Regions from separate parts of the Homo sapiens genome. Here region 2 is linked to region 1. A link is a loop called in an ENCODE intact Hi-C map of the cell type or tissue named here. Cell type or tissue: Calu3. All regions are shown on one strand. Each heading gives the region's core, and the rest is flanking DNA. Links, peaks and the distances in the headings are about the cores only.

What was found. Peaks named below come from ENCODE experiments on the same cell type or tissue, not always from the same donor. Only the 100,000 strongest peaks of a DNase experiment are listed, where the experiment ranks them.
Region 2: a loop joins it to region 1, with 2.0 times the contacts of the local background. A loop is called at or near these places in 3 of 110 quality-filtered maps.

What each region holds. Positions count from the first base shown.
Region 1 is chr12:106,641,268-106,657,504 of GRCh38, forward strand. RFX4 (regulatory factor X4) reads left to right here. Exons shown (of 18, transcript NM_213594.3): 4 at 12,961-13,084. All of the region lies in intron 1 of LOC100287944 (a long non-coding RNA gene), which reads right to left. Among named protein-coding and RNA genes, the nearest start is that of RFX4, 66 kb to the left of the region's middle. RefSeq lists an enhancer at 3,168-3,669. In Calu3, for the core only: no CTCF peak of the experiment used is centred there; DNase peaks (open chromatin) are centred at 1,994 and 4,024.
Region 2 is chr12:106,590,517-106,606,753 of GRCh38, forward strand. All of the region lies in intron 1 of RFX4 (regulatory factor X4), which reads left to right. All of the region lies in intron 1 of LOC100287944 (a long non-coding RNA gene), which reads right to left. Among named protein-coding and RNA genes, the nearest start is that of RFX4, 16 kb to the left of the region's middle. RefSeq lists a silencer at 10,515-10,809. In Calu3, for the core only: no CTCF peak of the experiment used is centred there; a DNase peak (open chromatin) is centred at 10,615.

The DNA.
Region 1 (16,237 bases), core at 1-8,000:
TCTGCCACTTACAAGCTGTGAAGTCTTGGGCAAGGTCCTTAACCTCTCTGTGCTTCAGTCTACTCACCTGTAAAATGGGGATAGCAATAGTGTCTAGCTCATAGGGTAGTCATGAAGATGAAATGAGTTGTTCTATAGAAGGTGCTTGAACAGCACCTGGCATGGGGTGGGGCTCAGTCCTTCCCTCAGCACACTCCTTCCTTCTGAGACCCACAGGGACCACCTGGAGCAGGCCCCGTCTCCTCCCTGGCATAGGCACAGCCAGTTCTCCTTCTATGGTACCTAATTCTGCACAAAATATCTGTTTTTCTAAATAAAGGGTCACATAGATCATTCCAGAAGAAATTTCACCCTCCAAGTCACAAGGTCAGACAGTGAATTTTTTTTAATGATAAGTCTATTTTCAAAGCCAAACCAAATCTGAGAATTTGTACATATTCGCCTATTCTTATCAAAAGACATCAAGTTGTTCAAAGAACATTAACGTTTGCTCTAATTATCTTTATATTATATGTTTAAGATAGAATTTCAGTCATTAACTAATTCAATAAATGTTTACTGAGCACCTGGTATTTGCTAGCTCCTTGTTCTAGGCTCTGGAAATGCAATGGTGGATAAGGTAGACCAAGAAGAGGAGCTGATGACAGGGGAAAAAGGGGAAATATCTATATCTATGTCTATATCTATCTATATCTATATCTATCTATATCTATATCTATATCTATATCTATATCTATATCTATATCTATATCTATTTTTTGAGATGGAGTTTTGCTCTTGTTGCCCAGGCTGGAGTGCAATGGCGTGAGCTCGGTTCACTGTAACCTCCGCCTCTTGGGTTCAAGTGATTCTCCTGCTTCAGCCTGCCGAGTAGCTGGGATTACAGGCATGCACCACCATACCCGGCTAATATTTTATTTTTAGTAGAGACAGGGTTTCTCCGTGTTGGTCAGGCTGGTCTCAAACTCTGGACCTCATGTGATCCACCTTCCTCAGCCTCTCAAAGTGCTAGGATTACAGGTGTGAGCCACCGTGCCCGTATATATATGTCATTAAACTAATGACACTCAGGGCACAGTGGCTCACGCCTGTAATCCCAGCACTTTGAGAGGCTGAAGTGGGAGGATCGCTTGAAGCCAGGAGCTCAAGACTAGCCTGGGCAATATAGTGAGACCCTGTCTCTGCAAAAAACAAAAAACTTAGCTGGGCATGGTGGCATAAGCCTGCAGTCTTACCTACTCTGGAGGCTGAGACAGGAGTATCGCTTGAGCCTTGGAGATCAAGACTGTAGTGGCCTGATTGTGCCACTGTACTCAAGCCTGGGTGACAGAGCAAGACCCTGTCTCTATTTAAAAAAACAACTAATGATTGATAGATAAACAAGTAATGCATTAGATAGTGAGAAGTGCTGTGCAGAGACTTTAGCTTGGCTAATACGATAGTGTCTGAGAGGCTATTTCAGGTTGAGCAGTAAGGGCAAGTTTCTCTGAGAAGGTGACATTTCAGTGGATACATGTATGACACCATGACAGTGTGAAAACCAGGGACAGGGGAATGTTGCAGGTGGAGAGAACAGCTTCTACAAAGGCCCCACTGTTGCAGGTGACCTCTCCAGATTGAGCAGAGTTGTGCCTACAGGTGGTTTATTAGGGCATGCGCCCAGCCTCCACGCCCATAGGGGTGTGAGGGATGCTGGAATAGACAGAGGGGGTGTTAGGCAGTGAAGAGGTTATCACAGAGGCTTCAGCCAATCCTACAGGGAGTTCTGAGGTGGAGATGGCCAGTTAAAAATGATCTGAATCAAAGCAACGGATCCAGACCTTTATCCCCCAACCCCATTGTCCATCACTGAATACAGGCTGCCCCCAGGGTGGGGGTGTAACTTGGGAGAGGCGGTTGCCTTCATGTTTTGCTGAGGATCACTCCTTGGAATGATTCAGCCTCCCAGTAGGGGGAACAATGTCTCAGTGCCTCAGGGCAGTCTGGGCACACTCAGCGTCCACCACTCCTTCCCGGGATGGGAGCAGGCTGAGCTTGCTGAAGGACCCACGAGAAGGTGGCCCATGTGGTTGGAGCATAGCACACATGGAGGAGAATGACACAAGATGAGGTGGGAGAGGCAGGCAGGGGAGAGGCTACATAAGCAGTAGGGAAAAGAAAGTAGGACATTAAACTTAGATAGGAACAGTCATGCTTAAAACGGTGTGGAGAACATGTGACCTCCTACGTAAAGCTGCACATGTATCATCTTTTAAAAAATATGGTTTCAGTATAAAAACTTTCTCTCTCAAAAGAGAGTGGATGCACCCTCCATTTTACAAGGAAAAGTGACATGATTTACAACGTGTCCCCTTTTTGCTGTGGCTGCCGTGGGGTTGAGAGCTAAATCTGATGCTTACAGACTTTTGCAATCACTTCTTTCCTTTGTCTAATTTTCTTCTTCTTTTGCTAGCTTAAAAAAAAACCCAGGATATAAGTAAATTTAATAAATATATTTTTGCTTTACTTTTATTTTGTTTACACAAGAAATACATTTCCTTGTTAAAAAATTAAAAACATTATAGGTAAGACTCCAGTCCATTTCTCCTTGTAGTTCTTTGCCTTCTCCTCAAAAGCAACCCTATTCAGTGAGACATGTGTGTGCATGTGTGCACTTGTGTGTATACATATGTGTAGATATGTATTACAGACCCTTCCCTATGAATTTGCACACATATGTATCTGTAGAAGTTTCTGAAGTATGGTTTTTAATTTAGCATTGTCTCCTTTATAAAAAGCATGCAGATGTATCACACTAAAAATATTGACCCGCAACCTGTTATGCTGTATTGATCCACTACTTGCTTTCTTCCTTAGTAGAATGTCCTGAAGCTACACTCATGGTTCATAAAGAACAACCTCATTTTAACTGCAGCTCAGTGTTTAGCATAAGACAATGGCAGAATTAATGTTGCCATTTCCCCTTTTTTTTTTTTTTTTTTTTTGAGACAGAGCCTTGCTCTGTCACTCAGGCTGGAGTGCAATGGTGTGATCTCGGCTCACTGCAACTTCCACCTCCCAGGTTCAAGCAATTCTCCTGCCTCAGCCTTCTAAGAAGCTGGGATTACAGGCGCGCACCGCCACATCCAGCTAATTTTTGTATTTTGGTAGAGATGGGGTTTTACCATGTTGGCCAGGCTGGTTTTGAACTCCTGACCTCAAGTGATCCACCGGCCTCAGCCTCCCAAAGTGTTGGGATTACAGGCATGAGCCACCCCACCCGGCGCCACTTCCCTTTTGATGAACATTTAAGTTTTGTTCAAATCTCATCTTTGCCATTACAAGTAGGGCCTCACGGAACATCTTCGTGTGTGCCCCCTTGGACACCGTGGGAGTGTTTCTTCATGTCTGTATCAAGAAACAGAATTGCTCCATTAACACTTAAAGTGTTGATGGGATTGCAAAATTACCCATCAAATGGCTTTACCATTTTATATCTTCATCTGCAGTGCAAAATACTTACAAAACAAAACAGGAACCTAATGCTAGGACAAGCATCTCATTCTCTGAGGCATTTATGTCCTTCATGCTGTGCCCTCTCTCCAGCGGCAGTGGCCAGCCCCTGAGGACAGAGAGGAGGGCAGGCCCAGGAAAGGACACTGGCCGCACCACTAAGGCGCCCGCCACCCGCCTGACAGTGTCGAGCTCTCCTGGGACATTTGGCTTGTTATTGGAATTGGGTTAGGAGCTATTTGCTTCTCCTTCTTCCCCTTCCTTGCCACAAACCCCCTCCCCCTCCCCCTAGAACAAATAACACCGCTCTAAGAACAAATAATACAGCAGCCAAGCAGCCTAAAATAATTGGGGACACGTGATCTGGAGGCAACTCCCAGCAGAAAACAGGCAAATATTGTCAAATGCCTTCTGCCAAACACTTTCCAGCATCCTCGGTCACGAGGGTTAGTAAATCCCAACTCACTGGGGATGGTGAGCGCTGCTGGAATCCCGGCCGCACAATAACCTCTATTCATGCAGAGAATTTCGAAATGGAAAGCAGCCTGTTCCGCAGTCCCGGCCTACTTGCTGCCAACACATGCCCCCTCCGTGCCCCGCCCTCGCCCGCCACCCTTGCCGCCCTTACCCAGAGCTCCTTGTACGCCTTCTGGGTGGGGACGTTTTCCCTTCCAGCAATTTACTGAAGAAATGAGGCTCTTCCAAAAAGGAGGACAGAAGATCAAATTGTCACTTTCGGGGGGGATTGGGGGGAGATTTTCCTTTCTTTTGAAAAAAATTAAATTGAGGACTTGGGTGGTTGACAAGCTATCAATATTCCAAATTAATATGAAACAAAAGAAATTTATAATTTCTCTTTAGAATGTTCTGGAAGGTCATAGGTAAGACATTGGGTTTGGCACTGTTCCAAAGAAGAAATACATTGACATTTTAGACCAGATCACAGCTGCTAGATCAGACTCATTGGATGTAACCGATAACTGACATTTTGCACCCTTTTGTGACTTGATTCTTACTCAACAGTGACAGAACATTGCTTTCATAATGTGAGTTAGGTAACATGGTTCTAAAAAGGGAGGCTGAACACTTTTAGCTCTGAACACAACCAGTGTTGATAGATAATGCCACTAGATGTGACTGTGTCCCTCCGGATGACCTCAGCTACAGATGGAGAAAGGTCAGTTAAGCTGGACAACCCAATGCCAAGGGCAGAAATTTCTCAGGGAATGAGATGCTGTGTTGTGGAACCACAACTTTTTTTAAAAAAAGTATTTTGTGCTGTGGGTAAATGTGTCAAATGGTAAAGCCATTTGACGGGCAATTTTGCAATCCATTAGCATTTGAAGCACATGCAGCCAGCAGCTGTGCTTCTTGATGCTGGCAGGGAGAAACACTCCCACACAGGTGTGTAAGGGGGCACATACGAAGATGTTCTGCGGGGCCTTATTCATAATGGCAAAGTGCAGTAGAGATGAGTAGAGTACTGGGTATAGGTGGAAAGGGACCACTGAGGAGGTAGCTTCTGGTAGGGGATGGTGCCAAAATCACCTCAGCTACTGTCCAGGACAACCAGAGCTCTGGGCTGCAAACCTGTAGCCTAGGCCCCAAAAGAAGCATTCGGAACCAAATGGAAATTGCAACACTGTGCTTAATACATTGCCTAGTTTTATCCAAAAAAAAAAAAAAAAAAAAAAAAAAAAGAGGGGACTTGAATAACCAAAAACTGAGCTGAGAGATTCCAGAAGCTACCTAAGCCCAGGCCTTACTAGAACACTAATTCAGTAGGTTGTAGGTCAAACCCAGCGTAGGAATTGGATGACTACTGTTCTGGTCCAGTTTAGACATTACAATGGCAGGAATAAATCTCTGATTCAGTCCATTGCCCCACATCAGCCAAACCTACAGGTTCAGCAATCACCCGTGGGATGCCAGGCTTGTCAGGTGATGTCACTGCTGAGCACACCTAATCCTCATGAAAATCCTGTAGAGAAGGCAGGACAGCTACCTGTATTTAAAGAGGAGGAAACCAAGGTAGTCTCTTTCTACACAAAGAGGGGGACATTCCTGACTCCCCAGGGAAATCCTCAACAACAAGGAAGCTGGGTCAGCTGAAGTCCCCTGAGAAATGTCAGTGTCCACACAAATGCATGTTTCTGATTGGCTCGTCTACTTGGCAGCAAAGCATGGCTTAATGGTTGTGTAATGAAATAGATTGTTTTTTTGTTTGTTTTATTTTGCTTTGGAGTTTTCTAGACTTAGCCTCAGTCCTAACCAGAGCCTGTATGAGCCAAAGCCCACTGTTTTCTATTCATTTGCTGTCTGGTGGTGTTATCTCCCTAGCTCCCATCTTCCTTCTGGTAAACTGTCAGTTTCTTAAAGGCTGGGGCAAGAGTAGCATCTTCTTGTTCATGGCTGTATTCTACAGTGCCTGGCATATAGTAGGTGCTCAATAAATGTATTCTGACTAACCAAATGAATGTCAGTCTCTGGCACATAGTGAGAACTTTAGAGGCATCATACCTGAGTTCATACTTTTTAAGCCTAGCTTTTCCCAGCAGAGTCGCTGTGGACAAGCCACTTTACTTCCTTGGCCCTCCATTTCTTCCTCTATGTCCTAGGGCATAGTGTTTACTCATCTTGTGGGGGTAGTGATAGCCAATATGAACATCCCTAGCGCAGGGTAGGCACTTGAAAATATAAATCAAATATATTAATATTAACCATGCTTTTCCTTTAACTACCCAGATATTAAGATTAATAAAATACCAGAATCCCTTGACCTGTGCAAAAGCCTGCCTTCCTTCTTATTGGCCTTTCCTCCTTTCCCCTCCTTCCTCCTGCAGTGTTTACTGACTGTGTTCAGGACACAGTGCTAGGAACTATGTTAACATCAATAGGAATTTGGTTTGATCCCTGCCATCAAAGGACTTTCAGTTTAAGATACAAAACATTACCTGAATATTCCACAATATTGTAAAATAATGCTAATTGTTACTCTTTATTGAGTGTCCCCCACAATAAAGGGCCTCAGGCTGTGCATGGATTCTTGTCTAGTCCTCACAGCAAGCTTGGGAGATGGTACAGTTTCTCTCATTTTACAGATGAAGGAAGTGAGAGAGTTCAAGTAACGTGCCCCAGGCTATATGCTTGTAAGTGGTGGAGGCAGGATTCAAAGTCAGTGATCTCAAACTCTAAAACCAGTGCTGGCTCCTGATGAAGCTATTTGAGCCATAAGCTATGAGGAACCATGGCCATCCCTGGGAAGTAGTGAGAGCTTTACAAGCAGAGGATGTGGCTTTTCCTACAGACATAACAGCAGCTGGCATTTAGACCACTGCAGCACTCTACATGTTATTGAATGAATAAATGAATTTGGCAGGGAGGAAAGGATGAAGAAGTGGTTAGCAGATGGGGTTGAGTGTGCACTGAACATAGTTCCATGGAAGAGAAATGTGAGTTGCGCCTTGATGCGTGGAACACGGTGGAGGAGGTCATCCCCTGCGGTAGGAAGGTGATGGATCGTGTGTGTGGGTGGAAGGTGACAAGGTGTGTCTCAGGAGCAGGAAACGATCCAGTTGGCTGGAAAGAGGTATACGTGTGGGAAAGCAGGACGGAAAAGGAGCCAGGGGCCTTGGATGCCACGGTCAGGAATCCAGACTTTTGTGGAGAGGGAACAGGGAGCCGTTGACGGGTGTAGACTACTGTCTTGTCCTGATTGCTTAGCAAGGGTTTTTTTTTTTTCTACATAGTTTACAGTCTCAGATCTCTGTGACAACTTCAGTGATAAGTTAAAATAGTTAATATTTTTAAAAATCCTGTTGTCTTGTAAAGTCTGGGCTTTCTGTAAAAAAAAAAAATCCTGTGGGGTTTTTTTTTTTTTTTTTTGGTAAAAGAGAATGAAAAAGTTTCTGTTCTTGACATGTGTGCAAGAACTTGAGGAGTGGGCACTTTGAACTGACGCAGAGCGACCTTTCCTAAGAATACATCGATCATGCTGCCCCCATGCTATAAAACATCTAATCAGTTTAAAAGATCTCTGCATATACATATAAGAAATCACAGGTTTAAAATGAGGACAGTGGGAAATGATGCCAGGTGCCGAAACATTTGCTTTTCATTGTAAAGTGCTGATACAAAGCTTCCTCCATGTGCCTTAGGAGGCCACATGCTGAAACCTTGTGAGGAAGTCTTCTTAAAAATATATAACTCAGATAATGACTCATGTTAGCTAGCAGACTGAGCTCATTATCTCTCCATAATAGGATAGGCTCAATTCAAATATAATCAAGTTGTTAAATAGAAGATAAGGAAAATGGAAGAAGTGGGAATTTTTTTGTGATCATTAAAAAAAACCCAGGTATAATGGAGCATTGTTCACCATGTCAGACTAATGATGTCCTCTAAAAGAGAGGAGGAAACGAGAAAATTTCATCAGATATGAAGAAGAATAATTAACTGCCTTTCTTTCTGCCATGCTTTGGTCAGGGAAGTGGACATTCCAATTAGCAACTTTAGTAGATAGGCAGAACCTCTGGTTTTGGGCAAAGGTGTCATGATGCTATTCCTGTAGAAACTTATCAAGCATCAAAGGGGCCCTTCCATGCCAATTACATCCATTTGTTCATAGAGCTTATTAAAATGCTTCATAGTTATAAGCCACCTAGTTACTTTGAGGCTCAGAAGCTCCGGAAAGAGGAACAAAACGTGGGCTGAAATGTAGTAATTTAGGAGGCTCTGGCCTTTGACAGGTAACTGTTTAATTAGCCCAGCCTGTGTGAACCATGACTTACACCCATCTGATTTGAATAGTTTGTTGCTGCTATGGGTTCATTTGATGTGATGTTTCTTAACCATGATCTTGTATTTTAATCTTGACCTCTTGGCCAGATTTAGTAAGCACACAAGCCACAAGAACAGCAAATGGAAACTGAGGCACAAGGAGCTTAAATAAAGTAACTTACTTAGAAACTCATGCTGTTTAATGCTGCATTTGAAAGCATGATTTTCACCCTTAACTGTCCTCTCCTTCTGCATTTCTGGTAGTGGAGAATGGAGCCCCCCATTCATCCATTCTGCCCAGTTAGGAACCTGAGGGTTTGCTTGGTTACTCCTGTCCTCCTCACATCTGGCAGCATGAGGCCCACACCCTAAGTGTTACCTCTGCCCCCACAACCATTGCTTCAGTTCATGCCCCATCATTTCCTGCCAGAACTATTATAGTAGCTCCTAATTGGTCTCCTGTGTTCATTCATTCATTCAACAAGTCCTAATTAATCAGCCACTATGTGCCAGGCTTTGATCGTCCTCCTGGGCCACCTCCCCTAGAGGTACAGAGCAAACTTTCCAAAGAATGCATTGATCATGCCACTCCCATGCTTTAAAAAATCTAATTGGTTTTAAAGGATTTCTATCAATTTAAATAATCATATGCAAGATGAATTCTGAATGGTTTGAAATACACATTTGTTTAGTGTGTTCATGGATTTTTTTTTAGCCAAAATAAATTCTAGGAAGCCATTAGCAAAAATAAGCAAAAAGGGATACTTTTATCTTCCCCACAGCTTGTCATACACAAAATTGCAGTTGCCCAAATTGTTCATGTGTATGCATGAGACTGGAAAATGTTCCACTACAAGTGTTGAAGTCAAATCTCTTAAAAATTGCTTAATGGAACTCTCAAAAGTCAAAGATGGCCAGGCGCTGTGGCTCATGCCTGTAATCCCAGCACTTTGGGAGGCTGAGGTGGGAGGATCACTTGAGGTCAGGAGTTCGAGACCAGCCTGGCCAACATGGAGAAACCCTATCTTTACTAAAAATACAAAAATTAGCCAGGTGTGGGACACCTGTAGTCCCAGCTACTCAGGAAACTGAGGCAGGAGAATTGCTTGAACCGGGGAGGCGGAGGTTGCGGTGAGCCGAGATGTCGCCATTTCACTCCAGCCTGGGTGACAGAGCGAAACTCTGTCTCAAAAGAAAAAAAAAAAGTCTAAGATGATACCTATGAGACAGGTGTTTTGTTGTTGTTTTGTTGTTTGACATTCTTTTATTATACTCAAGCCATTCCTGGCAAATAGAACGTATTAAGCTTTAAATTAATGTCAGTTATTGTTGTTACTGATGATATTATTATTATTATCATCATTATTATTCCTATAGCATCCCGGAAGCACTCAGGTCTTCCCGACTCCTTTGAGTCTTTGTTTCTTTCAGTCCTCCTGAGTACAATTCTACCACCTTCTTCTGAAAATAACATTTTTATAGTAACTCTTGAACTCCAAGTGGGTGCTAAATTCTTAAGCCAAATCATATCCATTTGTGTGGCATTTAAAGACTCCCTCCACCTCCCATAGTTCTTCCCTTTAGATACCCTTTCCTTCTCTCTTTACTCAGATCAGCATCTCCATCATTAAAAGCACATGGCACTGTCTCCCATCCTTGCTGTTCTACTTGCCTGGAACCTCCCTCCCTCCCCCAACTACCGTGGCAGAATACCAGAGAGATTTGGAATGAGACAAACCCTCCTATTTACTAGCTGCATGACTGGGCAAATGAGTTACACCCTCTGAGCCTCAGATTCCTATCCTGAAACATATGTATAAATACCTACCTCATGCCATACGGTTATTGTGAGGTCAAATGAGACCATGGATACCCAGTGCCCAGCACCTAGTAAGAGCTCAACAGATGCTAACTGTTGTTGTTACACAATCCTAAACCCAACTCTTCTATGAAACTTTAATTATCTACTCTCATCTACACATCAATCTCTCTGTTTTCCCACCTTCAACTGTACCTATGGTCAGGAGTTTATAGTAATTAAATATTATTTCTTGTGCATATGTCTCCCCAAATAGACTGCAAAGTTAACTAGGACATAGATCATGTCTTATGCCAACACAAGTGCCTACAGGAGCCAGACAAGGAACAGAAAATAGACAGGGTACAAAGAAATAGGGAGGAGTGAGGACTCTGGCCAACTTCAGGGCACATGTAGCTCTGGCCAATTGTTGTCGTGCGGGAATATGGGTCCAGTGTTGCCAGATCTCAGCTTTTTCAAAAGAAGCCAGAAATCCAGATTCTTATGTGCAATGTCCTGAATTTTAAAAATTGGGCCAACACTGTTCAGGCCAAAACAAAGCATGTCTGTGAGACCCCAGTTTGAGAAAGCTGTCTTATTCAGATGGCCCCTACAAGTTTGTACGCGAGCTGGTTATTTGGACCTCTGAACTCACTTTTATAGAGAAACAATGCCGCGAATGGCAGTTAGGGGTCCAGGCTAACCTCCCAGGCTGATTTTCATTCATACTGGACCTGAAACTTAGGACAGTCCTAAGAAACCTATTCTTTATGTGAAACCCTTTTCCCACTGGAAAACACACTTAGAATTCCAATTTATGATGTCAAAGACATACATCAGAATGTAAGCCTGTTCAGGACAGGACCATTGTTTTGTTCACCACTGTTTCCTTAATGTCTAGAACATTGCCTGGCACTTAGTAAATATTTGTTGAGTTAAAGGTTATCTGTGTCTTTGTCCATCTGTCTACCATTAATCTGTTCACTGTATGCAAGCATGGACTATCTTGCTCACTGTGATATCCCCAGCGCCTGGCAGGTGATAAGATCAATAAATATTTGTTGAATGAATAAATGACTGAAATAATCTATCCATAAGACACTTACTGAGCCCCTACTGTGTGCCAAGGAATATGCTGGACCTCAATGATGCAGAATTGACTCAGACACTATCCCAGCCTCAAGGAATTTGATCACCTAGAAAGGATTACATCAACTCTTTCTGGGAACATTTCTAAAAACTATCCCAAGTTACTCAATGTTCCCCATCCCAGAAGCGCGGGAAGTAGATGAGATGATCGGGGACTATTCAGCACCAGGTTTTGTCTTGGTGCTGACAGGTCTGTGTCCCTAGGGTTGTATTCCCCCTCTGTGGGGTTTGGGTATGAAATGATTGAACTGATGTTCTTGCAATCACATGTTGGAATAAGTTGAGCGAGTGCTGCCCTTTCAAGTGGGCACCTTGGGGGGCCGTGTCCTCATTCCACTTCACTTACGACAGCGCTGGGCCACTTCTTTGGCAAATGCTCTCAGAGGGAGTTTTGAAGCCACTTGAGGACATTTATTTCATCACTTTGGAATTATGCCTTATTTTTGACCAAAAAATTGGGGGTGGGGGATGGTTTTCCAGTCACTTTATCCCCCAAACTTGCTTCCAAATAACTTTGGGTTGTTTCCTAAAATCTAGTTAATGATCAAAGGAGAAATGTTTCCTGTTGGTGCATTGATTTAGCAGTAGGTGCCCCAGGCTTCGAAGGCATGACCCTAAGAGAAGTTCCCAAATTGTCTTGTGCCACAGCAGTTTTCTTGGGAAAGGTATTTAACTTTCCAGAGTGCCTAGGACAATGGAGGCAAGATTTATTTGGATGCCTACATTCTGGTGTTTGGGTTAAAGAATAATAAATTTTTTAAACCCTGTATCTAATTTTTGTTTATATCCCCAATATTTAGCACACGGTCAGGACATATAGTGCCCAAAAATGTTTTCTGGAGAGGAAGAACGAATCATGAGGAGGTCTGACGTCTTCTCAGTGCTTCCCATGCACGTGCCAGGCACCATGCGGATGCTTGTCACACGTTACCTCGTCTGATCATTATAACCACTTTAGGAGGCACTTACAATTCAATCCCACCAAAAGGAAACTGAGGCCTGAGCTTAAGTAACTTGCCCAAGGTCACCAAGCCAGCAAGTGACAAGGCTGGGATGTAAACCCAGTTGTAGAAAATCTCTCCTACAGAATCCCTAATGGAGACTCACTAAGAAGGTGATGGGTATAGAATCATTATTCCTAGCACAGCAGAGGAGAAGAGGATTCTAAAGTAATCATGGGGCCAACTTCCTCCTCTGGTCATGAGACCTCCCTTCAGTCAGCAGATCAGTGTCTGTACAGCTATACAGGCCTCTCCTGGGGCATTGGTTTTCCCAGACAATCCCCCTCCATAGCATTTGTCAGCCAAGGAGCTCCAAGATGTTGACACATCCTCCTTGGGCTTTTAGCTGTTACAAATGGCTCCTCAAGTTGGTCTGTGGTTCCATTCCTGGCTGATTGGGGCACCCACAAGACCCTATGTAGTTTTTGGAGTTTGCATGTATCTGATCTAGCCAGAACAAGGCCAGGTCAATGACAGTACAGAGTAGAGGATCTGGGAATTTGGGCTGAAAAAGTAGCCTGGTGTCATACCCAAAGGGGCCAGGATTCTGACACTGCCAAGCCACTAATGCCAGGCATGACCTTGGGCAGCTTGCTTTGTCTTCCTGGGCCCCAGCTTCTCCACCTGTAGAAAGAACGTTATTTCTAAGGACTGCCCATCTCTGGAGGACTAGAAAGAACAGACCGTTCTTGCTTGGGGAAGGTAACACATTTTTTGCTCATTGGGCGTTTATTTCCCTAGGCTGGAGGAGAACTATGAGATTGCAGAGGGGGTCTGCATCCCTCGCAGTGCCCTCTATATGCATTACCTGGATTTCTGCGAGAAGAATGATACCCAACCTGTCAATGCTGCCAGCTTTGGAAAGGTGAGTCCAGCCTCATCAGGCTTGTCCTCCCTACCACCCCAACTTTAAGTAATTTATGCACAGTTTTAAAGCATTTTAGTTATTTTTTTTAAGTTATCAAAGTACTTACTTACTTTGGTACTTTGACAACTTCAACTTCACTGTAATACTTTGCTATCAAAATTTCAAACAATTCAAAAACATTGTAAAGTAAGAAATTCAATGTCTCACTTGAATTTCCTCAGTACTTAATTTTCATGAAGTCACTTATTTTCTCTGAGAGGCAAATATTGAACTCACAAGTGTGTTACATGGATGTCAATCAGCCTGGGACAGGCAACCTGCTTGGCTTAGTCATGTGGATGCCTGGAGAAACTGGAAATGGCCCTGTATCCTTAGATTGGAGGTGTGGGAGTCCTCTGCAAAGAGTGGTACTATTTGCATTATCACTACAGTCCAGACTGTTCTCTTTCCACCTTATAAAAAAAATGCAATCCACATTTAGAGCTATGTCTACAAAAAATTGTTAGCAGTGATCATTCCCATTTAATAGGCCAAGGAAAGCTGTTGGGGCATTCTTTAAGACTGATCATTTATTTATTTGATGGCTACACCAAAAAAATACCCAATTTGAGTCAATACATCTAAACCTTCCTCCTTTTGTTAGCTTCCTTTTTCTATGTGTAATTTTTTCTGCATCTGCTAACAAAAATAGGCTTGTTCTGTACCATGATTTTTTATCAGTTTTCTGAGTGCAGGAATACGAAGGGCTGAAATGGCAGAAAGAGGTCAGTGTATGAGTTTCAGGAATTCCCTTTTCAGATCCCCAAAAGATAAATCATCAGTAGGAAAAGACAAAGAGCCGTGTTAGGGCTGAGCCAGCCACCCTGGAGAGCCCAAAAATGGAGTGGCTGAGAAATGGCTCCATTCAATAAATGGGAGGATGCTCTGTGATGACTTGGGGAGGAAAAAACATTTTTGTGTTGATTAACATGATTTCTCCAAAGTGAAAGGGATGTTTTTTTAAAAGTCAGTGGAGAAACTACCTTTGGCTATTTCTTTCATTCATTTCTTCAATCCTTCAGTATTGGTAGAGACTGGCTGTGTGGCAGGCCCTGTGTTAAGTAGTGGCAGTGGGGACCCAGAAAGGAACTCAGTATGGCTCTGCTATGGAGGTGCCCCTCAGCAGGTGGGAGAAGGGAGAGCACACAAGGTGGATGTGTATGCTACCAGAGCTTGGTCAGGAGTTTGCGGTCCTGGAATATTCAGTGGCACCTACAAACCCCTCGCAGAGGCCACAGTGGAAAGCCCAGATGAGGCCTCTTACATACAGGTTGGGGACAGGTTGGGTGAACCAAAAGACCAAGAATCCTGACTTTCCTGGACTTATTATCTAACCTCTCTAAGCCTCAGCTGCCCCAGCTTCCTCAGGGGGATGTTGCAAGAGTCAACTGAGATGATGTCAGTGGATGATGGAAGGTACTGTTTACTCAGTCATCCAATAACTCAGACATTTATTAAGCACCTACCATGTGCGATTACAACTGTTGCTGTTATGAATTCTGCATGAGATGTCTGTGCATGGACATAAACAGACATTTGTTAGCTTATATTCTGCAAAACAAATAAAAACCCTCACCACTTGTAGAAACTCCAATTTGCCTGCACAAGAAGCCTCTATTCTCTTTTCCTCAACTACTTTTGTAACCCTATTAGCTTGTGGTTTTCTTGACCTCCTGATCTAGGTAAAATCAGTTTAAGCGCACGCCTTCACCTCAGCACCCCAGTCCCATTTTCAATTTAAGTCTCAAGCCTGCCCCAAGACTTCAGCAAATCTCAAGGCATTTGCATTCTCAGGGTCACCTTGACTTGAGACTCTTCCTTCTGGTCATTAGCCATGTGTGGCTGTTTAACTTAAACAAAATAATAACTTCAGTACACTAGCAGTTGCATTAACCACATTTCAAATACTCAAGAGCCACATGTGACTAGAAGCTACCATATTGGGCAGTGCAGAATGAAACGTTCCCAGCATCACAGAAAGTTCTATCAGAGAGTCCTGTGTTATACTGCAGTGAGCCAAGGAGGAAACTCAGTACCCACTTTGCTTTTCACAAGACAGCCCACAGGAAGCCTCTGTGATCCTAGTAGAGTGAGATTTGTAGGAGAGGTTTACATCCCAAACAGGGTTAACATCCCAAACAGGGTCCTACGGAACAGACATCCCCCACTTCAAAATGCTCTTCATCCTCTTCACCACAGTGGGGGCTTACTGGCCCTGCCCCTGATGGTTCCCAAAGCTAGTCCCAGTGCTTCTCCACCCTGCTGTCTCCCTTTTCTCCTCTTCCATCTCCCTTCTCCTCATTCTCCTCTCCCCTTCCTCCTTGAGACACCCCCCACCAAATGTCTCTCTTCTGCGATCTTTGGTTTCTGCTGACATCTATGCCCATAGAGGTACCTCACTCACCCCAAATGGCATTTCAAAATATTTTTCTGAACAATACATTTCCTCCCTAAGAATTATAGTGCCAGCTGCTTCCAAAATAGTCATTTAAAAAACATCCGAACTCCATCTTATCTTCAGCCTTAAAACAAGGAAATACTCTAATGGCATTAAGAACACAAATGCAAATGCTCTGTGCAGCTGCCTTGCCATCAGTTTCAAATGGACTGGGCATTGGAGCTGTCCTTCCAGCCACAGAGGACAGGAGCTGCCTGCTAAGGGTTTCCACACTGAGCTTGCTGGATTGAAATCCCAGACACATTTGCCTTTCCTGAGGACTCCAGCATGCTGCAGCTGCCATCTCCTTGAGAGAAAGGGACTAGTTGTTCTGTGAAACTTTGAGATGAAATCGTGGACAGTCTTCCTTTGAGCAGATCCATCCAAACTTACAATTCATTGATGAACTTTTAACTTAGAGCAGGCGAGGTTTAATATTTCAGCTTAGCTTTTGGAGAACAAATACATTGGTAGTAGTCTCTACCCAGTTTGCAAGTGGGCTGAGGCAACACAGACATCAATGCTGAAGCTGTCCCCCAGGGACAACCAGGGTGACCTGGTTGGGATACCGTTCTTCATAAAGTGGGTGGCAGCCATTGCTTCGCTGCAAGTAAGATCTGAAATGTAAATCCTCTTTCCAAGTCTGTGGCCAAGCCCCAAAAACACCGGCTTCC
Region 2 (16,237 bases), core at 2,847-10,846, 48 kb before region 1:
TGTACCTCGATTGCTTGGGAAGCAAGATCACTCTTATTGTGTGTTCCTAACTTTCCTGAGGCAGAATGCAAGTAGGAGACCTAGCTTTTCATTTGTATTTTAAAAAGCAAATGTTTTAAAAACACTGTGACAGAGAAAGGATATAATGGCCAGGTGCTGTGGCTTATGCCTGTCGTCCCTGCACTTTGGGAGGTGAGGCAGGAGGATCACTTGAGGGCAAGAGTTGGAGACCAGCCTGGGCAACATAGTGACACTCTTATCTCTACAAGAAATTTAAAAAATTAGACGGACATGGTGGTGCATGCCTATAGTTCCACCTACTCAGGAGGCTGAGATGGGAGGATCACTTGAGCCCAGGTGTTCAAGGCTGTACTGAGCTCTGATCACACCACTGCACTTCAGCCTGGGTGAGAGTGAGACTCTGTCTCAAAGAAAAAAATAAAAAAGAAAGGAAGGAAGGAAAAGAACAATAAAAAAAGAAAAATTAAAAAAAGAAAGCTTATCCAAGAGATGAGTAAGTGGCAGAACCAGGATTTGAGCGGAGGGCCCACAACCCAGCTGGCTGGCTCTTAGATCCATACTCTTAGTCATGAAGCTGTATGGACAATCTCTTCTTCTTTCTTTCTTTCTTTTTTTCATTAGGGAGAGGGTGGCAGTGGGAGGAATGCCCAGTAACATACGTAGCATTTTAGCAAAAGTAAATGACGTGCTATTTTCTCCCTATATGAAAGTGTTAAAATAGTCCCTTTTTTTTTTTTTTTTTTTTTTTTTGACGGAGTCTTGCACTGTCACCCGGGCTGGAGTGCAATGGCTCAATCTCGGCTCACTGCAACCTCTGCCTCCCAGGTTCAAGCAATTCTCCTGTCTCAGCCTCCTGAGTAGCTGAGATTACAGGTGCCCGCCACCACGCTGGCTAATTTTTTGTATTTTTAGTAGAGATGGGGTTTCACTATGTTGGCCAAGCTGGTCTCAAACTCCTGACCTTGTGATCCACCCACCTCGGCCTCCCAAAGTGCTGGGATTACAGGCGTGAGCCATCGCGTCCGGCTAAAATAATCTTTTAAACTGTAAAGGCAAAATGTATAATTGTTGACAAAAATAGGGACATAAGTAAATCATTCATACCTTTACTACACACGTGAAATGTACTTTCATCTTCTTTGGGATTCACTCAAACTTTGGTTAATATTTGCTTTGTCTCTGAGAAAGTCAAGGCTTCATTCATGCAACAGGAAGAATAATAGAATGAAGCAAAAGCAGCTAAGTAATATGATAATATATGGAGCCTTTAGGTAACTTAAACAATATATTGCATCTAGAAGTCATTCACAGATATGTGTTAAAATATGGCTTCAGGGGTATGTAGTGTGACTTAGTGAAAAGAACATGAGCTTTGCCATCAGACAAGGTTCAAATCCTGTATCAGTTACATTCTTGCTGTGTGACCCAGAGCAAATTATCTTACTTCTCTAAGCCTCAGTTTCCTTCTTTGTGAAAATGTCTACTCACTACATTCTAGGATGGTTATGAAAATTCAGTAAGATTGCACGTGTTAAGTATTTGATTTCATGCCTGACTCCTAAAAGTTGCTCGGTAAAAGGCAGATATTATTATTATTATTAACAATAATTATCTGGCCTTCCTATACTTTATTCTAGGTGTCTAGTTGGGAAAGGGGATAAGAATACTGAAAAAAAAAATGTAGACTGTTTTAGAATACCTAGATGTGCTTGTACTATGTAGATACAACCCCAGTTTTAATGTTGAGATAAGTCATTTTTTTTCTGAAGGGTTTAGACCAAAAGACTAATTTTATTTTTATTTCTCCACCTTTCCCATGAAGAAGGCATTTTATATGCCCCTGTTTGCCATTATTTCATCCTTGTGTTTTCCAGTCTGTTAAAGGAAGTGGAAAATGTGTCTTTGTGGAGGCAACACCTGTGGGCTTGAATTTAAATCCTGGAAGAGAGATCTGTGGTGTACTCAGAGACGACGTATGTTGCACAACCCTGATCGAGGCCCCTCCACAACTCCTGATGCCCTTCCAGTTCTGGAATGTGATGGCCCACATTTTTCATGCCTCTTCCTCTTGCCTTCCCCCCACCCCAGCCCCCTCAACCACCCAACCCTCTTATGTTTTTAGGCATCACTGTTTTAAGGATTGAGCCATTTTTACACTTGGTTTTCAGGAAGTAGAAAACTCAGTTTCAAGTGAGCCGTTCTCTGGAACTCATTTTAGCAGGATGCAGAGAGAGTTTGGTTCTTTTGCCTTTCTTGCATTTATATATATATTTTTAACGTGAGGATAAAACGTCCATTTGTTCTGTTTTTGTCTTTACACTTTGATGTTTACTAACACTGCAGTTTTTGAGTTCTTGAAATGTTTACGAGAGGGAAAGAGATGATAAAAAGCAGAAAAGAATGAAATGCAGCCATTTTGCTTTCAGTTGAATTGGGTCCAAATTGAGGCAACTAGGGCTGGATTGACCTGTGCCGGGAGATTACGGAGTTTATGTGTGTCATATCCCACCCTCAAGGCAGGAATACTTCAAAAGATGTGTACAGTTTCCACTTTTCTGGTTGGTTATTCTTCCATAAAACATAAAAGCATTATTGTGCCTCGGAGCAATCAATAATTATTAGTAGAGAGGTGAAAATGGACACGTTGGATTTGTATTTTTGTAGTTGTTTTGTTTTAATTTAAAAGAACAATGAGAAAGCCTTTGAAAAGGCTGCAACCCGGTGAAGGTTAGTTAGCACTTTGTGTCCTGTGTGTTTTCCAGCTACCCAGTAGTTGTGCTAAAGACCGGTGTTTAGACACAACCTAAGTGAGACTGCTGAATGTAGCAGATATTTATTTAATCAGAATGGAAATTTACCACTACATAAGCACTGATGTCCTGAATCCATCATGTTGGAGAAAATACAGTATCAGTCAATGGAAGCAAACTAGTCTTTGAACTAGATTTTGAATGGACATTTGGATAATCTAACGAGTGATTAGTGATTGACAATTACATCTCCAAGCCAGCATCTAATTTTTGAGACACAAATGCATTTTGTGAATAAAATGATGTCAGTGCCTTTGTTTTGAATCTTGGCCATCAAATCATCGCAAGTTACATTACACTTTTGAAGAAGGAAGTGTTTCTTGGAATGTTGCGATTATAGGATTTATAATTTTTAAAAGTGAGCATGAAAGAGTTTTTGAGTTCTACGTTATCTTTTTCTGAACGTGATTAGTCCAAATTTGGGGTGTCCATACATAGAACATATTTATAATTTGTGTACTGAATCTAAATGCTCATGAATAAGTCAAGTTTCTATTGAAGTCATTAGGATTTTATAAAGTTCCAGAATTGGCAGAATTGGGTCCATGGTATAAACTCAAACCTATTTATGGTGGAACTGATGGATTATTCTAAACATTTTGCCAAGTTTTCTTCATGGTGTTCACTTCCACTGCTGATAATAAGTCTAGGGTGAGGGAAGAAGTAGGGTGCCTTTGTAAAGTTATTTGCCTCCCCAAAAAGAAAATCAACACAGTTTGCTTCCTCCTTAAATGGCTACTAACCGGGCTAAAATTTCTTTTACTTTTATTTCTTTTACTCAGTGACTCCTTTTTCAAAAGTAAAATAATTTCTCCAACAAGCATTATTGGACATCACAGAAAATAAATAAGTCTGCCTCAGAAAGCTCTGGGAGTTTACAAGGGAGAAAAATTCCAGAGGGCTTGAGGCCCTCAGTTAAAACATTAAAACTTTTAAGCTTTGGAGAGAAGATTTCTAAAGCGTCGAGCGGTTGTTGTGAGAAAGGCTTTGGTCTCCGTGAACTTTTATTTTCAACTCAGTGGGCAGAGTTTTTGAGGTTTCTGTGGTTTGGGTAGGGGACCTTTTCAGAAATGCCAGGCTTTTAGAAAAAACACAGCTTTTCTTCTAATCAAGGCTGCGTTTTAAAGTTTGAAAACTTTGGTGTGATGACAAGAATAAATTATTTCTCTGCTACGTTGAGGTTTCCTCTGGGTGCCCAGGCTGCGGGGCATTCTCGCCTCGGCTGCCTCACAGGGCACAGCTGAGGAGGCGCTGGGAGTGGGAGCGCCGTCAGTCCAGAGCTCGCCCCGCATGTACTGGGCAGCCTCGCACAGAGGCCGGCTGAGCCTTGAGCGCCGCTGGGAAAGGCTGCCGAGCTGAGCAGTGCACAGGGATCCAAGCCACGGAGGACCTACACAAGGATGCCCCATGGATCCCGTGTTCTGCTCAAAGTTTTTCTTGGTATTGAGAGGGATTAAAAAAAAAAAAAAGAAATGAAAACACCAAGGCTGTATGTTGTATATCGATAGCTGATGATAAACAGAGCATTTTGAGAAGGAAGGGAGAAAGAGAGGGAGGGGGACCCCAAGGGAGGATGGGAGGCAAGGAAGAGACCCCATCAGAATCATTTCCATAATTGACAGCAGGCTAACTTAATGAGTTTTTTCAAAATTATTAGTTTCTTTTTTATACAAGTGAGTCCCTTTTGGAAATTGAGTAGCAGATTAATCAAACTTGTAATTTTTTCCAGGCACTGTGCTGAACACTTATGCATGTTACTTTATTTAACTCACATATTGACTCTATGGTATTATTACTCCCAGTTTACAGATGGGGAAACTGAGATTCAGACAGCCTAGTTAACAATATGTCCAGGCCAAACCCCTAGTGTCAAACCAGGATTTGAACACGGATTACTGTGATTCCAAAGCCAGGTTGCCTCCTTGCCTCCCCAACTCCAGAGCTAGAAGGAAGACCTGAGAGTTTTACATTCTAGTTCACCTCCTCTACTGCATAAAGTTCAGGAGGTCCAGTCATTCCCTCATCCTGGTGGGAGACAGCAGCTCACACTGCCATTCTTTGGAGTGTACTGTCGTGGGTGTCAGTGGGCGACTGGGTGCCACTGGCCTTGAGATGTGACTCTAGCAGCAGGCTGCTGAGGATGCCCACGGGCACTCCTCCCTGAGTGGGTGCCTCCATGCAATGTGTGCCTTTCATCTCAAATCATTCTCAGAGCTTCTAAGTTCAACCTGGCACCACCACTAGGCCAGTATCTTCCCACCTGCCAGTTACTTTGGGAAATCTGACATCTTACACACATCATCAAGGGCTTCATTTCTATTTACTTACAGACATGATTTCACTTAGAATAGGTTCAACATAAAAACCTTGCTGTTAAAAGAACAGCACCTTCCATTTGTATAGCATGTTACAGTCTATAATCATCGATAGAATCATTAACAGTGCGGGCTCTGGAATCCAGCAGGCTTCCTGAGAATTGGTTTTGCCATGGGCTGGATATATGAACTCAGCAACTTAGGTAACCTCTCTGAGCCTCAGTTTGCTTTTCAGTAAAATGGCACTATTCAAATACCCACCTCATGGAGTATTGTGAGGATTAAATAAAGTAATATGTAAAGGAACCAGCACAGGTCTTGGCACATTGTAAAAGCTCAATAAACAGAAGCTGCTTTAAGCACCACTTGCAAGGAGAACCTTGTGGTCCTCTAGTGACTTCCAAGACCTTTTCCCCCAACCCCCACACACAAAGACCACATAGGATGATATGGTTTGGCTCTGTGTGCCCACCCAAATCTCATCTTGTAGCTCCCATAATTCCCAGGTGTTGTGGGAGGCACCTGGTGGGAGATGATTGAATCACAGGAGCAGGTCTTTCCTGTGCTGTTCTTGCGATAGTCAGTGAGTCTCATGAAATCTGATGGTTTTAAAAACGGGAGTTTCCCTGCACAAGCTCTCTTTGCCTGCTGCCATCCACGTAAGATGTGATTTCCTCCTCCTTGCCTTCCACCATGATTGTGAGGCCTCCCCAGCCACATGGAACTGTGAGTCCAATCAAACCTCTTTCTTTTGTAAATTGCCCAGTCTCAGGTATGTCTTTATCAGCAGCATGAAAACGTACTAATACACAGGAAAAGGAAACAAAATTTTATAGAATTTGTTCTTCCACTGTGTTCAGTCTTTTGAGGCAATATCTCATAAACCAGTGAATTGGAAGGATCATTCATTCCCATTGTACACCTGGTAAAACCAGTAAGATTCGGTCACATGCATTGGTCTGTACAGCAACTGAGTATCCAAACTGAGGTTTGTTGTTCCAAAGCTGATCCTGCTTTGTTTAAACCAGGCCACCTATATCTCAATTAAAAACTTATAAGAAAGTGTATTTTTCATTCCGATTTTATATGGTTATTTGGAGCTTTTCCTTTTTCAAGAGTTTTGCCTGTGTAATTTTTATCTGTGTTTAGCACAGTACATAGCATCTGCTAGAGTGGCTTGCACATAGTTAGTGCTTAATAAATGTTTATTTAATATATAAATCAATCCATTTTTAATATTACAAAGGATGCTGCATCTCTTTCCTTACTTTCTAGGAAGCCTGGCCCAAGGGCCCCTGCAAACTTGTTTGTGCCTGATAAATTACAAACTTGTTTGTACCTGATAAATTACAGATTAACTAACACTCTTTGGATCCCTTACTATGTGCTAGGCACAGTGTGAGTGCTTCATTCATTCATTTCTTTCCCTCCCTCCTTTCTGTCCTTTCCTCCACTTCTATTGATCTGCTATTCTGGGCCAAGGGCTGTCCTAAATACAACGAATAGTGGGTGAATAAAGTACAATCAGCACTTAAGGAGCTTATATTATTTCTTCTAATCCTCATAATAACCTCATGGGGTAGTTTTTTTTTTTAATAGGAAGGAAATTGAGGCCCATGAGGTTAAGTAATTTGCCCAGGGTTGCAGAGCTTACTTAGTCAATTGTAAGGGGAGGATTAGAATTAGTGTCTTTCTGGCGTCCAAGGCCAAGTTCTTTTAATTGTATTGGGAGATCCAAGAATCAAACAGGAAAGGTGATTTCAGGTACAGACTAAGGTGGGATGCCTTAGAGGTGGGCCTGATACATTCGCTAAGACATACAATGCTTAAATCATGTAGGCACCTGATGTGCCTTATTAACTCAATTCTTACATAAACCCTGTGAGCTGTTACTGATACTACTCCGTTTTACAGATGAAGAACCGAAGGCTCAAGGAGGTTGAGTCCCTTGCCTTAAGGTCACAGAGCAAAGAAGTCAGAATTGAATCTAGCAGTTTGGCTCGCCAGTCCATGGTCTTAACTATTATACTGACATTAAAAACAATAACATGGCCAGGTGTGGTGGCTGAAACCTATAATCCCAGTGCTTTGGAAGGCTGAGGTGAGAGAATCACTTGAACCCTGGAATTTGAGGCTGTGGTGAGCTATGATGGTGCCACTGCATCCCAGCCTAGGCAACAGAGCAAGATCCCATCTCTAAAAAAAGGTGGTTGGGATGGGGGTGCAAAAATAAAAAAGAAAAAGAGGAAAAAGGGTGCCTCTGTCAAAAACAAACTATTGGGATTACGGTTTTTCTGTGTGGCTAGAACTTGCTCTGGTCCAGGTAGTATTCTATGTGCTTTCTGTGCATTTGTTCACCTAAATCTCACACTATTAAGATGAGGTAGACAGATTATTATTATCCGTATTATGCATAAGGAGACACTGAGGTTTGAAGAAGTTAATTTGCCTTGATTCATTGCGCTAGTAAGTATTAAGCCTAGAATTCAGAAAATTCATTGGTAATTAGTCACTAATCCCACCTGGTAACTTTTCCTTCTTCTAAGTGACTCTCAGGAAATGATTCAAAACAAAGAAAAAATGATATGCACCAAGTCGTTTATTGAAACATTATGGAAAATGGAAACACTTGCTCAATGGAACGTTTGGCATCTTTCAAACAATGATGAATATGAAGACTGTAGTGACCTAGGAAAAATCTGCATAATAATAGAACATTAAGAGAAAAACGAATGGAAATGCTATGTTTGCTAGAGTTACAGTTCTCTTACGTGCACTTATAGATATGAGACTTGCGACCAACACACACAAAAAAAGAAAAGAAAGGTAGTTACCGGGTTAGAGTGGTGGGATTGTGGGAAAATATGTTTCTCTTTTCAATATTTTAAAATGTAATTTCTGCAGTAGACTTACAGGAAAGAAAAAAGCATTTTGCCTAGGAGAAGGGTGTTTTGGTGGCTTACCTCAAAAGTTCAGGCTGGGTTAAAATCTATTTGGCTTCTGTAGCCAGGAGTGCCTGGCTCCTGAGCTTTTGGGGGAATTCACATCCCCAAACAGAGCAGGAGAGGTAAAAATAAAATAAAAACCCAAAAGTAGAAAAGGCAATGATGTCAAGGATGGAATAATATCAGATGCCGTGCAGAGCGAGTAGCCTTGGCCTCAATGATTCTTTTCCTAATTTTATGTTTTAATAATATTGTTATAGTAGAAATAGAAACAAAGAAAAAAGTCTGCTAACATTAAGTAGTAGTAGGTACACCCTTCCCCAGAAGTTGAGGGAAAATGAAATTTTTACAACCTGGTTATGCAATAATGTACATTAATGCTAGTGTTCCCAGGGATATTTTCAGAGCCGAGATCTGCTTTTACATTGAATTTATCTTCAACAGGAGATGGCACTGAACACCTTAGGTTGAATTTTCTCTAGTTTCTGAAGACTCTTGGTGAGTTCATGATCTCTGAACAAACGGCATTTGTGCATCGTTGGGAGTTTCCTCGTTCTTTTTTTTTTCCTCCTCGTTGTTTTTTTTTTTTTCTTGTACATTGCAGGCAATGACCCTTAGTTAATTTCCTTGCCCACTTTAGAGTTTTACATATTGAGTTTCCCTAAAGTGGGAAAGGGCAGCCACATTATTGAGCACCTATTGTACAATTGGTGTTATGTTAGACACAGCTTAGAATTCACAATGAGACTTTAATGTATATATAATTACGAGTATATAACCACAGGTGAGTAGTTAGGTTCGAGTCAGATTCAAATCCCTGCTCAGCAGCTTAACAACTGTGTGATCTTGGGCAAGTCATCGCTGTGATGATGATGATGATGATGATGATGATGATGATGATGAAGGTGATGGTGCTTGTGTTGGGAAGCCATATTCCAGGAGAATGATATTAGCGTCATCTCAGGCTCACCTGTGTCCTATTGTGATTGAGACTCCAGCTGATGAGGAGGAGACATAGAGCCAGTGATCACATGGATTGGCTGGGGAGTGAACACAGTTAACTGGAAAGAGTTCTTATCTTTTCTCCACTACATTCTTTTTTTTTAAACAAATTACTTCATCCCTCCAGTTCAGGTCTCTAAGACATAATGAGCCTCTAGCGGCCTCCTACAGAGGGGGACAAGTAAGTCTCGGTTTGCCTGGCTCAATCCTGGTTTATGCATGTGATCCTGGCAAAATTATTAATAATATTGCTTTTCAATCTCAAAATGTTCAGGTTTGGATGATAAGGGATACGGTCACCCTTACTCCGTGGCCTCCTCTTCCATTCTCTCCCCTCTAAAATATGTTTAGCAGCACCAGATGGAGCTGCCCACAGAACTGCTTTGCTTATGCCCCACTCTACTCAAAAACTTTATGAGCTTCTCAACCACCTACTGAATACAATCTAGACTCCTTAACCCAGCATTGAGTACAGAAGCAAGGCTTATGTATGTGCATCTCCTATAGCATCTCATAAAGTGCTCATCAAGCAGGATAATATCAGGAAACACGTGTTGATACCTGAATCAATGTGTGTAGTCATGCTCAGGCTGCTTGTCAGTTTCTTGAAAGCATCTTTCTTCTGCCTGCTTCAAGAACTTCGCACATGCTGTTCCTTCTGCCAGGAACACGCTTCCTCCCTCTCTACCTGGTTCATGCCTTCGCATTCTTTAGCTGCCAGTTTAATGCTGCTTCCTCCAAGAAGCTTCCTAACTCCCCCAGATTAGACCCAACCCCCCTTTTTTTCTCTCGCGTGGCACTCTTGGTAATTGCATCTCTGTTTGTATGATTATTTATAGTTGACCACACTAAACTCTAATCTTCCAAAAAGAACTGTCTATCGAGGCTGTGTCCCTCCTGTGTAGCCAGCCCCTGGTGCATGGTATCCCATAAATAGTTGCCAAATGCAGACAGGGATGAATGAATGTGGGTTACCCTTTCTGAGCCAGTGCAGTCCGCATCACCTGTTTAAAGTCCTCCAATAGCTTCTTAGCGCACTTGGAATAAATGTGAAGTTCCTAGGAGGGTCTGCGAGTCCCTACATACTTTGGATTCTTCCCAACTTTCTACCTCATTTCCTGCTGCTCTCCCCACCTCCCGCTTCGTCATGCTGGCCTCCTGGCTCCTCCTCACACACCCAAGCCCACCCAGGCCCTTGCACTCCAACATCACCTCCTCAGAGAGGCCTTCAGTGTCCCCACTGCCCAAAAAGCACCCCCACCTCTCTTGATCTCCCATTCTATGGCTTTATTTTCTTCATAACACTCACTTTCTGCTGTCTTCTTGCTAATTTGTCTCTGTCTCCGCCACAGAATATAAGCTCTCTGAGAGCAGAGACCTTGTCTGCCATGTTGATCACTAGCTGCTCAGAGCCTGTCAAACAGTAGGTTCTAAATCAATATTTGGTAAATGAGGGAAGGAATGAAAGCAGAGGCAGGGCAGGGCCCCTTCCTGGAACCCAGCAGCCCCTGGGGCAGGACCTGTGGCGTTGCCATGGCAACCCACTGACCTGAGCCACCCCCTGGAGAGGCCACAGCTGCTGGCTTCCTGGGCTTCTCCAAACTCCTGTGTGTCGCCACTGCCACCGGCAGGGAGCCAGGAGAGAGACAGAAAGGGGCTGAGACAGAATGATCAAAAGGAGAGCCCACCCTGGTGCGGGAGGCGACAGGACCAGGCCTCGACGGCGCCGTTCCACTGGTAATGACCAGGGCCCAGGGACAGGAGACTGGGGTGGGCCTGGCACCCTCAGGGGGAACTGGGGCCAGGCCCGCCTTGGTAGCTGTGAGTGTGGCATGTCAACTCTTTTATGTAGCGTTTCTGGAGCTGCAATTTCCTAAAATAGGCCTCAGCACAGTGCCCTGAGAGACTGTTGATATAGTGTGAATAATGGCCTCTATTAAATCCCGGTGACACTTTTTAAGTCAGGCAGCGTTTTCTGCAGGTATTGCATAAGTCAGGACCTCCCTGTTCTCATCCAGTGCCTCAGGAACAAAACTCAGCGTGTTCACTTCTCCACTGCTTGAACACCACGGCTGGCTCCCAGCTGCCTGCAGGCTTCGCGGCCTGGTGGGCCCGGCGGGCAAGGCCTTTGCAATCTGCTCCTAACGGACTCTTCCACCTGTCTCCCACCACTGGGAGTCACAGGTCGGCGAACTCTTCACCTTTCCCAGAACCACCAGGCCTTTCACAGCTTTGTGCCTTTGTCCTGAAGGCAGCCCTCCTGCCTGAAATGCCCTGCTTCCCTCCTTGGTCTGGCAGGTGCTGAATCCTTTAAGGACCAGCTGAAATGCCACCCCCTCTGTGAAGCAGCCAGGCTTTCCTCTCCATGGAAGCTCTCCTCTCTATGCCCCACAGCATCTTATTATAATACCAAACACTCCTGGTACCTGCTTGCTTGTAGAGGCAGTGTGGGCAGTGTGGGCATGAGGGCAGTGAGTGCACCCCAGCCTCGGAGTCAGGCAGACCTGACCTAGCTCAGCCATCAACTAGCTTCTCTGGATCTGAGTTTCATTCTTGCAAATCAAAGTTAGTCAAGTCTCTGCTTCAGTTGCTGCGAGCAACAGAGATGAAGCATGTGGAGCGGGGCAACCAGCCCTGGAGGTTACTCAATAAATGCCAGACATCACCATTAGGCATCTGTCCCTGTCACTCAGCCGTGAGTTCCTGGTGGATAGAAACCATGCCTTCCTCATTTTTCTATGGCCCTTAAAGCCAAACACACTAAGTGCCTTACCTTTATAATTCCAGTTAATCTTTGAAGAAATCAGGTAGGTAGGAATTTAGGACAATTTAGGAACCATCCCAATGTTACATAACTAGTAAGTGGCCAGGCTGGGATTTGAAATCCAGTCAGATTTGAGCTCCAAACCCCACATTCTCCCAAGCCCGTCTCTGTCTTCTCTTTCATGTTGCACCACCTCCCCGTCAGTCACTCTGCATCAGCCACCTGAGCCTTCTTGCCATTCCTCAAACAAGTCAAGCATGATCTTTCCTGGGGTTGGGGGTAACCTTCGCCCTTGTGGTCCCCTCTCTCTGAATCTTGGGAAACCTTGCTCCCTCACTAAACTCAGTGTCTGCTCATAGGCTCTTTCTTCCCAGAGGCCTTTCTGGTGGAGAATCCCCCCTCCTTGTCTCTCATTCTCTATTCTTTTCTTCCTTTACTTTTCTTCATCACAAGCATCGCTACAGCTATGTGCCCAGTACTGTACTAGGCTCTTGGGGACAAGGTACTGAACAAGATAGACAAGGTCATTCGAACTTACATGTTAAGGGTGGGAAAAATAAGTGATTTAAAGAAATGGAATAAACAAAAAAACCCAAGATACTTTTAGGTCTTGAGACGCTAGTCCACCAGAGATATCCTGTGTAATATATGTGTGTCCTGTTGAATAGCTTTTGTTCATCCCCTCTGTTTGAACATCGAAGGCACTTGATAATTATTGGAAAATGAATAAATGGATGCAGGGATAATCTAAGAGGTTGCTGTCAGTGTGTGCTATAAACTTCAAGGATTACCTGGCTCTTGATAACCGTCTTAATAGGCCCTCCCTGCCAGGTCAATATGGGTTTGTGAGGCACCACTCTGAACCTTGAACTGCCTTGGACGTGCCATGTCCCTGATGCGGCTACTTCTGGGTTATTCTTTGCTGCTGTAAAGAGAATGAAGCCTTGTAGAAAACATGATAACTATATATGGCTCTGCTCAACCTCATTATATGTACCCGAGAAAATAACTTCACATTGGGGTTTCCAAATCTTCAGTCCAAAGTGCAGAGGCATAAAGATCTTCCTCTAAGGTATGTGGGCTGAACTCCCTGAAAGTGAAAATCCATAGGCATTATCTGCCTCCTCCTTTCTGCCCATAATCCCAGATGAATCAGGGGAAGGGATGCTTCACAGCCCAGGAGCCTCTGCTCACGGCTGTAGGCAAATCCCGTTGGGCACTTAGCACAAGCTTGGTCCTTACTAACAGGTCAGATGATTTTTATAGATCAAGAATGAGGCAATTGGGAATAGGAAGTTATCCCAGTATGAACTGAACTCTCTTTCTCCTATGTCCCATGCAGTCCCCAGAACTCAGTACCAGTATTGCAGCATTGATCACAGTCTGCCTTCCTTTTAGAACTTTTGCTTCAAGCCTAACTTTCCATATCTATAAATAGAGATATGAAAACATAACATGTAATGTTGTTCTGGTCCCAATTTAGACAACATATGTGAAAATGGCTTCTATGGTACCTGCCACACAATAGGAGCTTAATAAAGTTTTTAGAAAAAGCATGCATTTATTGTGCGACATCTATGGAGCCAGCCACAGCGCCAGCCACTGGGTGTGAGATGATGGACAAAAATGACAGGGTCCCACTCTCATGAGCTCAGGGAGTAGCACGTGCCTTACTTTCTACTTGGTAACTAGAGGGCAGAAGCCAGTCTTATTCATGTTTATATCACTACAGCTTCTCTCTCTTTTTTTTTTTTTTTTTTTTTTGAGAATGGAGTCTCACTCTGTCACCCAGGCTGGAGTGCAGTGGTGCAATCTCGGCTCACTGCAACCTCTGCCTCCAGGGTTCAAGTGATTCTCCTGCCTCAGCCTCCTGCGTAGCTGGGATTACAGGCGTGTGCTGCCCACACCCGGCTAATTTTTGTATTTTTAGTAGAGACGGGGTTTCGCCATGTTGGCCAGGCTGGTCTTGAACTCCTGACCTCCGGTGATCAGCCCGCCTCAGCCTCCCAAAGTGCTGGGATTACAGGTGTGAGCCACCACACCTGGCCGCTACAGCTTCTCTTTAGCACAGCTTCTTGCATCTGGAAGGCACAAAATAAATGTGTGTTGAATTTTGCTTTATTTGGAAAATCGCCTTTGATATGTTATACTTTTCCATGCCTTATGTGGTTAAAAAAAAAAAAGAAAATGATTAGGAAATTCTATAGATATGTGGATGTATCTACTTATATGCTATGCATTCTTTGACATGTGTGTCACTAATGTAACAGTTATTGAGGCCAGACTACAGGAAAAATTTTATAACAGTACTAGTAGAGAGTCAAAAGAAATAGAATAAAACGGGCTCCATTATTAAGTGGTTTAAGTTCTAAACTGAAGAGGCTGTTGTGTATGACAAAGGCTGACAAAGAATATGGAAATGAATTTAGCAAAATTATGTAAGTAGAGTTTTAGGAAAAGTTCGAATACAAAGCAGACTGAGAAAAATGCTGCAGAATTGGCACATTGTTCTGGGGACTAAACAGGACATAGAAAAAGGAGAAAGCTCAGTTCACATTTGGAGAGAGAACTGTGATTATGACCTGAATTTGAATGCTGGTCTTCCTCTTACTAGCCAGATGACTTTGGACGAGTCACTGAATCTCTCTGAGCCTTAGTGTTCTTATCTCTAAAATGGGCCTATTAATAGCACCCACCTCTAGGATTGTGATGAGTATTAAGTATGATGATGTATGTAATGCAGTTGTATGATACCTCACCCATAGTGAGAGCTCAATATACAGTGAACTTTATTATTATGAAATCACATCATCTACAAATCAATAAGGTGGAAGAACACAGTGTTTCATTCAAAATTCAGTATACATGTCATTCTGCTTAAGTAATTCTTGACCTCTGCAAGACCAAAATCCATTGTTAAGAATAATTTTAAAGTATATAACATTGACTTCAGTTGACCTAAATAGAGGCCTTCCAGTCATAGGAAGCTACCTGGCTTGTGAGACATGAATTGGAGATGCCACTCCTAAGGGCTCCACTAGGGAAGAAGTCAGAGGTCAAAGTGCACCTGCAGATCCAAGGCCCGAATCTGGTTTGGATATCTCAGAGTGTTGCATCCACATAGTCTGAAATGCAAGACCCTTGAATGCATGAGAACTCTAACTGTCCAGAACAACATAGGTGATGGTTCTTTCACTGCTCAGACCATTGTCTGAACCCTCAGAGTCTATCCCAAGTGCCACGTGTTCACATGGACATTGATTAACTAGAAGACACCCAGAAGCAGGTGAACTGGATGGCAAAGAAATGGGAACAATTTCTTCCAAGAAAGAGGTGAAACAAATGTGGTTCTTTGATGGGGGTACTTCAACCAGAAATATGGTGAAATGATGGTTGTCTTCTCATATCTGCAATGTGCCAGTGAGACCAGACTTATTCTGGATTGCCCCAGGGAGCAGAGTTGGCTACAGGCATAGACTGTGGGGTCAGAGTGATCTGAGTGGGTGCAATGGGTGAGATGTCTTCTCTTTCATTTTCATGGCACCTCCCACCCTCTCCCACTTCTTGTAGCCTTGCTTTCATCTCTCTCCAGTGTGGGATTGCACAGTGTGGAGGACAGGTGCTGCCGTGAGGAAAGTTCTTTCTTTACTCAAACTCTTGCGGGTGGGCACTGTGCTCTCTTGGCTTACCTGGTTAATAGAACCAGCTTCTCTCGGGAATGTTGCCACGAAGTTTTCAGAGAATGTCCCATCAATCACAGGGGGTTCTCACCTGCAAGAACAGGCCCTTCTAAGGACCTTGATGTTATCAGGCCTGAATCCAGTGCAGGCAAATGGGTGAGAGGGAGAGTGTTTCCCTTAGTTCCTGATGAAAGGGGGATTGGGGTGTAGATGTGAGTGTGTGTGTGAGAGTGACTGGGTGTGTATACCTATCTAGGAAGACCAGGGGTTGGCCCAGAACTATAGATATTGCTTTTGGTGGTAAGGTTTGGTGGAGGCAGGGGCTGCAAACTTTAGCAGATGCCATCTAAATGTAGCTATGGCTGCTGCCAGGGAAAATGTGCCAGGACTTGAAAGGATGAGAAGAAGTGAGTGGAGTCATTCTGGAGAATCCTGAAAAGAACTCTGGAGATGTGTAACCAGATGTGCGTTTGGATACAGTGTGATGACAGACACCTACCTTGTGCATCCCAGCTTTGAAACATTACAAGCTGTCTGTCTCCACATTGTGCATTCGATGTCTGGAAGGTGCAGCGTTTTAATGTTTTGAATTTCTCTGCTCCTCAGTATTTCCTGGGAAATATCAGATTTCCATATCCTCTCAACAAGCTGGCCCTTGTTCTTCCCCTCAGATATTTTCCCCCTACTTATTCACAATTTT